Linked DNA regions of Homo sapiens: region 1 is linked to region 2. A link is a contact called in ENCODE Hi-C data. All regions are on one chromosome and are shown on one strand. The core of a region is the stretch at or near the end of the contact, and the rest is flanking DNA. Distances in the headings are between cores, read along the strand shown. Region 1 has its middle 22 kb from the start of CFAP161. Region 2 holds the start of CEMIP (cell migration inducing hyaluronidase 1).

The links. A loop is a pair of places that touch in the nucleus more often than their neighbours do. Pooled maps may share reads with other maps.
Region 1: a loop to region 2 is called in a map of mammary epithelial cell, with 7 times the contacts of the local background. The contact joins the enhancer-like site here to the promoter of CEMIP in region 2. A Hi-C loop is called at or near these places in 2 of 168 maps with a recorded cell type or tissue (breast epithelium and mammary epithelial cell) and 8 of 50 pooled maps.

The regions. Positions count from the first base shown.
Region 1 is chr15:81,109,670-81,114,373 of GRCh38, forward strand. It overlaps a transcript of CFAP161 not described here. Among named protein-coding and RNA genes, the nearest start is that of CFAP161, 22 kb to the right of the region's middle. RefSeq lists an enhancer at 1,936-2,095. Within about 2 kb of position 2,047, at least 2 of the 41 ENCODE cell types and tissues checked have a DNase peak (open chromatin) inside an H3K27ac peak, as active enhancers do; they include mammary epithelial cell, where a contact is called at or near this core.
Region 2 is chr15:80,777,406-80,782,439 of GRCh38, forward strand. It overlaps CEMIP (cell migration inducing hyaluronidase 1), which reads left to right and starts at 1,965. Exons shown (of 30, transcript NM_001293298.2): 1 at 1,965-2,209. RefSeq lists a silencer at 1,587-1,866 and an enhancer at 2,487-2,992.

The DNA of each region.
Region 1 (4,704 bases), core at 797-3,296, 330 kb after region 2:
CCCCAACCTAGATGACAGGGTAAGACCTTATCTCAAAAAAGAATTGCGTAAGTTACCAATTGAGATGTCTATGATGTTGGTTATTGTTTCTACTGTTAATGTCAATTCTCTTTAATCAGGGCATAAAGAAGATAATATTTTTCCTTCCAAATTGATGTGGATGGTCTACCACTGCAGGCTTCATCTTCAACATTGCCTCATCCCTTATTAAAATTAATTATTCATTTTTAAACTGCTGATTTCTTTGGGGCATTATTACCATAAACTTTCATAAAGCATCAGTGATTTCACCATTTTTCCACCCAAATTTCTGCATAAATTTGATGTTTGTTCTTGGTCCAATTTTAGCAGAATCCATGTAGCTCTGATACGAGATCTTTGCAAACTGATGTCTTATCCTTCTTAGTGCCTCAAAATAGATCCTGTTCAGACATTCAGTACAGGTTAGTGTGAGTTTGTTTTGGTGCAAAATTTTTTTAAATCCATGTATAGTTTTTTCATAAGATGTGTCTTCCATGAACTTTTTGAAGACCTCTCATATTTGTTTTATGTAATTGAATTCTGTCTTGCTTTTGTTTAAAAGAAGTCTCCCCTGCTTAAAAGGGGGCAAAAATTTAAAAAATTTTCTGGTGATTTTGAAGGACAGCATCCTCCTATAACGAAAATATCAGTTAAAGGTCTCTATGTTTTTTGATATCTAGAATAAATGACTTGAAGCCCCCCACTCCCTCCATCCCCTTTATGCCACTTAGAAGTCTGAAACCCTCCCCAGGATATCTGTGAATTTCCAGGAGGGTGCTGTTCTCCTGGTCACCCTTGCCTCTGGGTGCTTCTGGAGAATGCATCACCACAGATGGGAAACTTCATTTCTTTTCACTCTCTTAGGCAGACTGAGACTAAACACTACTCTGGGTCCATGCCGGCATTCCCATACCCACCAGAGTGTTAACTACAAAAGGGTTTCCCTTTTTAGAAGCCAGTGGAGAAAGTAAATAGTAAGAAATCTCTTCCGCTCTCAGGATTTCATAGTATAAGCAGGCATATTACCCAAGTGGTCAGCTTCGGTGGAAGGGGACTGGAGACTGACCACCAGATGATCAAGGGCACTAAAAAGGGGATGCAAGACCTTAGGCTCATAGTCCTGTTCCTGGGGACGAATGCTGGGCTCTGGTGGCCATGCTGGGCTGCGGAGAAGCAAAGGTGCATTGTTGGTGTGATATTCTTTCCCCCAGGGGTCTGCTAGAAGCTGAAGGCAAAAATAGATGGAGACAAAAAAGACTAGGAGACCCTTTCTATGTAGAGACATCACTCTATGTTCTTTGCAGAGAATAGGAATACGTGCCTTTGATCAGATGAGCTATTAAAAAATGATTATGTAGTTCTGTTAAACTGGATTATTTTCAATATCCTGTCTGCTTTTTCAAAGGACTGTTATTTAGTGGGAAAACATTGCTGAATTCCTTTCAGAGAAATCCTCCCTGTACTGACCCTTCGGCAACACACCTTACACATGTAACTACTTGTTCAGAACAGTCTTCTCCTTCTGACTCTCCACAAAGGCGGGGACCATGAGTATCTTATTTCCCACTGCATCCAGAAGGCTGAGCACAGTGCTTGACGCACAGTGAATTTTGGTTGAATGAACAATTGAAAGGATTTGCCCATTGCAGTGTCATTTTTCCAAGACCTGACAATATCACTTTTGATTCTTTTCTTATTTAGTTCCACCTCCTTATCCCCGCTGCCACTGCTTAAGTCAGCACACGGCATCACCTCTCCTGGGGCTATCTTTAACTAGGCTTCCTGACCCCCTACCCTGGCCTGTCTGCTTTAAATCCAGGCAATGGCCTGTAGCCCCAGCAACCTTCCGAAAGCTCTACTCTCTGTCCCTTGTCAATTTCCTCTTCTGAAAGTTTCAGGGGCTCTCCACTACTTGCAGAAGAAAACCACCAACTCTTGCCTCGATGCTGAAGGTACTTTCCCATCATCTCCCCTCTGCCTCTCATCACCCTGTGTCCCTCCTGGCCCTTGCTTTCTTGCTTCTGTGCTTGGCCTCATCCTCCTTCCTCTGCCTGGAAAGTGCTTACCTCTGTTCTTGCATCTGCATGTCCAAATCCTATTCATCATTTCTATTATTATGTCATTTAAGTTTCAAAAAGTCTCTGAGTCATTGTTCCTTAAATAGCAGTTTTAAAAGGTGATTCTAAAGAAAAGGATTTGATGTTGAAATTAGCTTAGGAAGTGTTGTATGGATTATTGCCATTTTGTAGATTTATAGTGCAGGCCATTAATTCAAGGATCTGAGAAGATCTGCAATCAAGAAACCTATTTAACTCAGCATTTCTCAAATTTATTTGACCATAGAACCCTTTCCCCTTTCACACCTATTAACATATTGCAGATTATTTTGGAAATACTTTCCCGAGAGTTACCAGTAATATCTTTAATCTGTTTTTAATGATGAAGATGCTGAGGCTCAGAGACAAAAATACTTGCGCAAGCCGAGTGAAAGGAGCTTCAATCTGTTTTTTTTTTTTCTTTACTACACTGTGATGACTTACATTTGTCATCCAACAAGAACTTTTAAACTTTCCGAACTATGGAAAGTAAGACAATAGCCTGTATTTATCTTTCCTAATATCTGAATTTTGTCCCACTTCTCTTTTCTAAAAATGATTATTCCCAAGTTTTTCTTTCACTTTTCTTTCCTGCCAGATGTTTTACAAGTAATGAAAGGCTCCAATTAAATTTTCCCAAGAGCTTCATCAAATAATGAAAACAATACATAGAGCATGTTATATCTTTATGAACTTAAAATTAAAACATAATTTTGAGATTACATATAGGTATAATAAAACTATATAAAAAGAAAAGCAAGTGGATAATGAACACAGGATTTAGGAGATGGTTACCTTGGCTGGAGGTAGGGAGGGATGGGGAATGAAAGACTCTTATATTTAGATGTAGATTATTATCAAGATCTTAGCTTTTATTTTGGGGTTATAGGTTTACAAGTGCTTATTACATTATTTAAAAATAACCGGCTAAATAACTAGAGGACCACTGCTGAGAGTGTGTCATAATCCAATTTAATGTACCTGAGACCCTAAAATAAATACATAAATCATAAAAAAGAAAACAATAGCAAATTAAGTTTTCTAGTATATAGCTAGTTTATGTCAAAATAATACTTTTAAAGCGAGGTGAGTGGTGGCCTGATTTTAAGGGGATATTTATTGCTAAGTAATACTGAGTAAATTGCACAGCATCCAATAATGTATGAGTGCATTTCTGTTTTAATCTTGGCTTTGAGAGTTTTTGAGGAATGTAAATTTAAAACTTGATATAATCACATGTAAAATGAATATTTTATGATAAAAAGAGTAAAAAGTAATAAAAGGAGAATTTAAAAAATCCCTTGCATATTTATTATTTTATTATCACCTGGCTTTTAAATTCATCTGCGTTGTAAGTTGTGAGATGATTCTTTATGTTACTTTGTTTATCTTGTTAAGATTCATTTGGGGAGTCAAGGGACTCTGCTCATGCCCAAGTCTGTGCCCTCTAATGAGTAACACCAGAGACTGCACAGTGTCCAGGAAATAGACTTCAGCAAACTAGTCTAGCCAAGGTCACTGGAGTGTTTTCCAACACTAACAACCAATTATTGATTCTCCAGACACCAACTGGGTGTCCAACAATTAAATTCCACTCTGACATTAACTACCTGGAGTTAGTGTCAGATTTCACAGGCTAAAAGCGTTCGGTTTTACAAGACTGCCTTCACTTCAGATGCCAAGTGCAAGTCCTGGGCCACCCATACTTCTGGCTGTAAAATCAGGAGTTCCCATGGCCCCCTCCTCAAGTTCAATTATTTGCTAGAATGACTCATAGAGCCAGGAAAGTACTCTGCGTTTACTGATTTATTACAAAGGATGTTATAAAGGATACAACTCAGTAACAGCCAAATGGAAGAGATGCATAGGGTAAGGAGTGAGGAAAGGGGTGCAGAGCTTCCATGACTTTTCTGGGTGCCACCTTCCCAGCACCTCGATGTGTTCACCAGCCCAGGAGCACATCAACATTTATTGTTCAAGAGTTCTCTCAGAGCTTAATCTCCAGCCCCTCACCTTTCTTCTTGGAGCTGGGTCAGTGGAGCTAAAAGTCTCCACTCTCGAATCACTTGGTCCTTCTGGTGGCCAGTCCCATCACGAGGCTATCTAAGGGCTCCACCCTAAGTTACCTGATTCGTATAAATTCAGTGTGATCAAAAGGAGCTTATTATGAATAACAAAAGACATTCTCATCATTCAGGAAATTCCAAGGGTTTTAGGAGCTCTGTGCCAAGAACAAAGAAGAAAAACCAAATATGTTTCTTATAATACCACAGTTGCCAAACAAATATACTAGCAAACAAGCAAACAAAAACAATGAGCCCTGGGCATGGAGAAAAAATAGACAGAGCTGCTACAACATACAGGCATACCTCAGAGATAACGTGGGTTTGTTTCCAGACTGCTGCACTGAAGCATATATTGCATTAAAGTGAGTCACATAGATTTTTGTTTTCCCAGTGCATATAAACATTTATACTTACACTATACTGTGGTCTATTAAGTGTTCAATGGCTTTATGTCTAAAAAATGTACATATCTTAATTTAAAAATAGTTTACTGCTAAAAAATGCTTAGAGCCATTTGGGCT
Region 2 (5,034 bases), core at 715-3,214:
TCTGGTTTTAGACATTCGGAGCCTGTTTGTAATTCATCAGCACTGCTCTTTTCCCCTGGGCATTGGTCTGTGATAAAGAAAACTGGATACCAGAGGAATGTGCTGGGCATTTCAGTGCTTTGAGAAAACATAGCCAAGCACTTCTCAGGGCCCATCCCTAGACAGGACCCTGCCTTTACCACTTCATCTCCCAGATGGCTGTGGAGCCAGCCCCTCACCAGAGAGCTACCTGGCTCCACTCAGGCCTCAAATCTACTGTCTGTTGATGGAAAATCCTGCATGTCGTGCCAAGCCAGGCTGATTCAAGGTCGACCTTTCTCCATTTGGGCCAAATGCCCAGCACCCCCAAACCCCTAACACACAACTCTTTGTGGGTCTGGTTTCTGGGAGCTCCTTAAGGAAGAAAAACATAAACAGGAATCATGGTGAGGACTGGGGAGAGGGGCCCTGGGTCGGGGGGGCTCCATTTTATTCGGCTGGAAAGAAAAGGTTGGGGAGGAGGGCTTGCCATTGGATCCAGTTCATTACTTCCCAATAAATCAAAGAAGGGCTGAGAATCCTGACCACCACCCCCAGTAAGGATCAAGTTCCGCTTTCTGGAAGAGGCCTAGAGGTGGATTGCAGGACTTCCCAGTTTAACCAGGTGACAAAGGCTTCTGCTTCAGCCCAGATGTGATCACAGACTTCCACAGCTTCTGCCGACCACAGCCTGGCCTTAAAGTCCAGACCTAGAGTCCCGGAGCTAGTGTGTACTACACAGAATGGAGACCTTGCCTGAGGAGCTGGTTCTCAGAGAACACTGGCAGGAAGGAAGAAAGAAATGTATATTCTAGGAGGCCTCTGCTAACCAGGAAAGGGGGCTGAGTCACACTCTGAAAGGTGGAAGAGGCAGAGAGCAGGTATCAACGCCCTCATTTTACAGATTAAAACAAAACAAGAAAAACAAACACTCCTCACCTCCCTGCAAAAAAACCACCCTGAGGCTCAGACAGGGGAAGTAGCTGGCCCTGGTCACACAGTAGGTTAGCGGCAGAGTTGAGAGGAGACTCCATATGCCCTAGGGATGTGTTGTGATGAACTTTTCCTACTGGTACTGTTTCCTCCCGCGAGGGAATGTCTAGACCAGCCGCACCTTCTTGCTTTGACCCTTCAGAACTTTGGCCTGTCCAGTTAAAGAGGCACAGAGCCCTCCTACCCACAGGGAATGTTTCTAACTTACCAAGCACCTATTATGTGCTTAGAACTTGGACTTTCCTGATCTCATTTAAGCCTCACCATTCTAGTGAGGAAGCATCACAGAACCCATTTTCCTGATGAGGAAACTGAGACTGGGAGGGGTTAAGATCCTGTACACAGTTGTAACTGGCATGTCTGAATCCAGTTTCAAACCAAGGTGCCTTTCAGTGAACACCCAAGCATCTTCCTCTCGGATTAACTGCTAGGCCAATACCAAAATCTCTTTCTCGGGCTACTCTTTTGCTGCTGAGTTAAAAAGAGATCCTGAGACTTAGCCTGGGACCCCGACTCGCGGCGATTCTGTGGCAGGCGCAGACCTTTTCTCCTGTCCTCCACTGCCTCTTTGCCTCGGAGGGCGCCCCGGGGCGCGAGCGGGGCACGGGCGACCCTGGCTCCTTGGAGGCCCGGGGACTTGCTCTCCGCGGTCCGCCGCGGCCGCTCCACCGAGTCCTGGCCTCCAGCGCCCTCACCTGGCTGCTGCGGGCGGGACTCTGCGCACCCGGGCTCCGCGGGCTCAGGTCTGCGTCTCCCAGAGCCGCCGCCAGAGCCCGCCCCGGTCCGGCCCGGGCACAGGGCCCCCGCCCCACTTGGGCAAGGCGGGGGCGCGTGGAGGGAAGTTTCATCGGGGGGCGAGGGAGGGAGCTTCGGTGCCGCGCGGGCGTCAGGGGCTCCTCGGGGGAGGAGTCAGTAAAAGTGGCTATAAAAGCGGCCTCTCGGCTGAGGGCCGGGGAGCTAGCGCTCAAGCAGAGCCCAGCGCGGTGCTATCGGACAGAGCCTGGCGAGCGCAAGCGGCGCGGGGAGCCAGCGGGGCTGAGCGCGGCCAGGGTCTGAACCCAGATTTCCCAGACTAGCTACCACTCCGCTTGCCCACGCCCCGGGAGCTCGCGGCGCCTGGCGGTCAGCGACCAGACGTCCGGGGCCGCTGCGCTCCTGGCCCGCGAGGCGTGACACTGTCTCGGCTACAGACCCAGAGGTAAGAGGGCCTGGCTGGGGGCGTCAGGGATGAGCTGACGGCCCATGCCACGGAAGAGAGGTAAGAAGTGGGGGCCCGCGCCTCCACCCGGCACAGGGTAAACGTTACCCGCCTCAGTTTCTGTTTGTCTGTCCACCCTGTGCTGTGCAGTCTACCTCTATCTGTCTGTTTGTCCATGCGTCTGTTGATGGGCACACGCTCTTGGCACTGTCCTCTGTGGGATTTCTCTGAGATCTTGTGATGCTTTACAAGCTGCAGGTGCCGGGGGGCGCTGGAGTCCCCAGAGGGCATCCAGAGGGGGCAGACTCCTGCTTTCCGTAGATTTTCCCCCTTCTGAATGGCACCGGGGGCTTGCGCCCGGGAGAGTGTCTCGCCGAGGAGGGAGTACCACAAGGGTCAGGTCTCGGTGTCCTGCCGACTGGGAGCCAGCTCACGCCGAGCTCTAGCGGGCGTGCGCCTAGCAACAGGTCTGCGCCCTGCTGCTCCTGCCTCAGCACGCTCTTCCTCCCAGTTTCCCTCGCCTCCCAGTGCCTCCGGGACAGCGCTAGGCACCCAGCGACGCGCTGGCGCGGGGCCGAGCTGAGGCAATTGCAATGTTAGATGAACCCGGGGGGCTCTGCTGATGTTTAGACTGAGACTCCAAACGTGGCATCGCTGGAAGAAGGTCTGGTGGTCCCTGGCAAAGGACGTCGGCTCCAAGAAAGGTCGCGTTAGGTTGTGAGGAAAGGCAGAGAGTCCTGGCAGAACGCTGGCCAGGTCTCCAGCTCGCCGCTCTGGGAACGAAGGCCAGTGACATTCTGGAATGGACCCCAAGGGATGCGTGTGCTCATGAGAGAGGAGCGCTGTGCGCCCTGGGTCCTCAGCCGCAGACACTCTCTGCGACAGCCGCTGTTCCCCAAGGGTCGGACGCTACGGCAGTCCCAGGAGTTCCGCCAGCTGCCGGGTTTGAGGTCCTGAGTCCTTCTCCAAGCAGCCAACGCTACCCACAGGTGAGAGCTCCCTTTAAAAACTAATCTTCTGATGTGTGAGCCAGTGCCTGGCTGCAGCCCCATACCAGGGACGGTGAGCCGGGGAGCGCGTCTCTCCATCCCTGCGGTCTGGAAAGTGATCCAGGGCGCGCCCGAGGGCGGGGAGCCGGCGGCTCTGCGTGCCCAGGCGCGACGCCACCATGGACAGCTCCCAGCCACTTCCTCCACTCGGGGTCTGTGGCCCTGGGTCTCCGGGGAAGTCGTGCGCTTTCTTCCCAGACCCAAGGCGTTGGGGCGCTGGGAAAGAGGAAAGGGACTGAGAGTCCGCTGGGGCCCTCGGTATTACCACTCAGGAGGCAGCCCAGCCCTCAGGAGTCTGTGGTTTGTGACCAGGTCCTAGCTGAGCCGGCAGTTCTGCAGGACCTCCCGGGGGCACTCTGTGGTTCTCTGGCTTTTCTATGACACCACGGAGACCCCTCAGAGCTGTTAGGAAAGTATGGCCCCTGAGAATCCGACCCAGGCAGTGAGATAATGCCAGATACAATTACGCCAGACATAATTAGGGATCCAGCTCAAACTGTTTTCTGTGTAGGGCACAAGTTCATGTGTTCCATCAAATTAAATTATTTATTTAGTACATATGGGATTGGGAGGATATATTAGTTTTACGATTAATGATAGAATGGAGAAGAAATCAAATAGAGCAAATTTATAGAGAAGGCAATCGGATGCATTTGCAAAAGCAACTATGCGGTTTTCTGATCCTAATAGTTTTGTTCAAAGCCCATGACTTTCTTAAAGCAATTTCCAAAGGCTCCTTTTTAGCCCAGTAGATGACTTTTCAAGTTGGTCACTTGAAACAGGGTGGAAAAACCTGTAGGGTTTAATCTGTGCACCAAATTAAAGATCTCCCTTCTCTGGTAAGAAACGACACTGGATGGGGCTCTTTTTGTCATTTCCACCCATACTGAAGTGTGTATCTTCCTTTATTTTAAAATTACAAGAAACGCAGGTCTGCTTTTTTTGTGTGTGACTGACAAAGGCCGACGGAGAGTAAAAACAAGTAAACACCTCTTATAAAAAAAAATTTTGAGACAGCATCTGTGACTTTGGGAAAGTTGCTCAAATGTTTTGTGCCTGTTTGCTGATATGTAAACTGGGAATAACGCAATGCCATCTTGCAGGGTTGCTATGAGAATTACAGTAATTGGTACAATGTAAAGCATTTAATCCAGTGCTGAGCATAGAGAAATCGTTTTAAATGGTAGCAATTACAGGTATATTTTAAAGACAGTTGTGCATTTCTTTTGAATTATGTTCACCATCCCTTTGCCCTCTCTCTTAACCTAGTAACTGTTTGATAGGGACTCCATCTTCACTTTATTTTTGCATCCGAGAACTTGTTGATGGAATTGATGAAAATGCTGGAGTTGATCACAATGAAAAAAAAATTCTTATTTAAAGACAAATGGAAGAACTTTTATGTGATAAAAATCGGTCAACTGTTTTCCCCTACCTACACTACTTGGAGGAAAGATAAAAGTAAGTTGTTTTCAAAATACTCTCACAGCCCTCTGGTTCAGATGATCAATTTTTCCTGATTGTTCTCTCACAAGAATGCAAGGTCTTCTAAGTGGCTTTGTTGTCTTTCTGCAAGTGAAGTACTCTTGGGTATTGATGGAGAGTGGCCTCTAAGGCCTGGTTTCTAGATCACTCCAGGATGAAGTAGGGGTTAGCTTTATGGAGTGGAACTTTGCCCAGGGGTTCACTGAGTGGTCATTGCCAAGCAGGAAGCACCTTACTTCATGCTTGAGCCTTGCTTAGGTGTGAGATTCTGACCAAGATACTTGCTCTGCC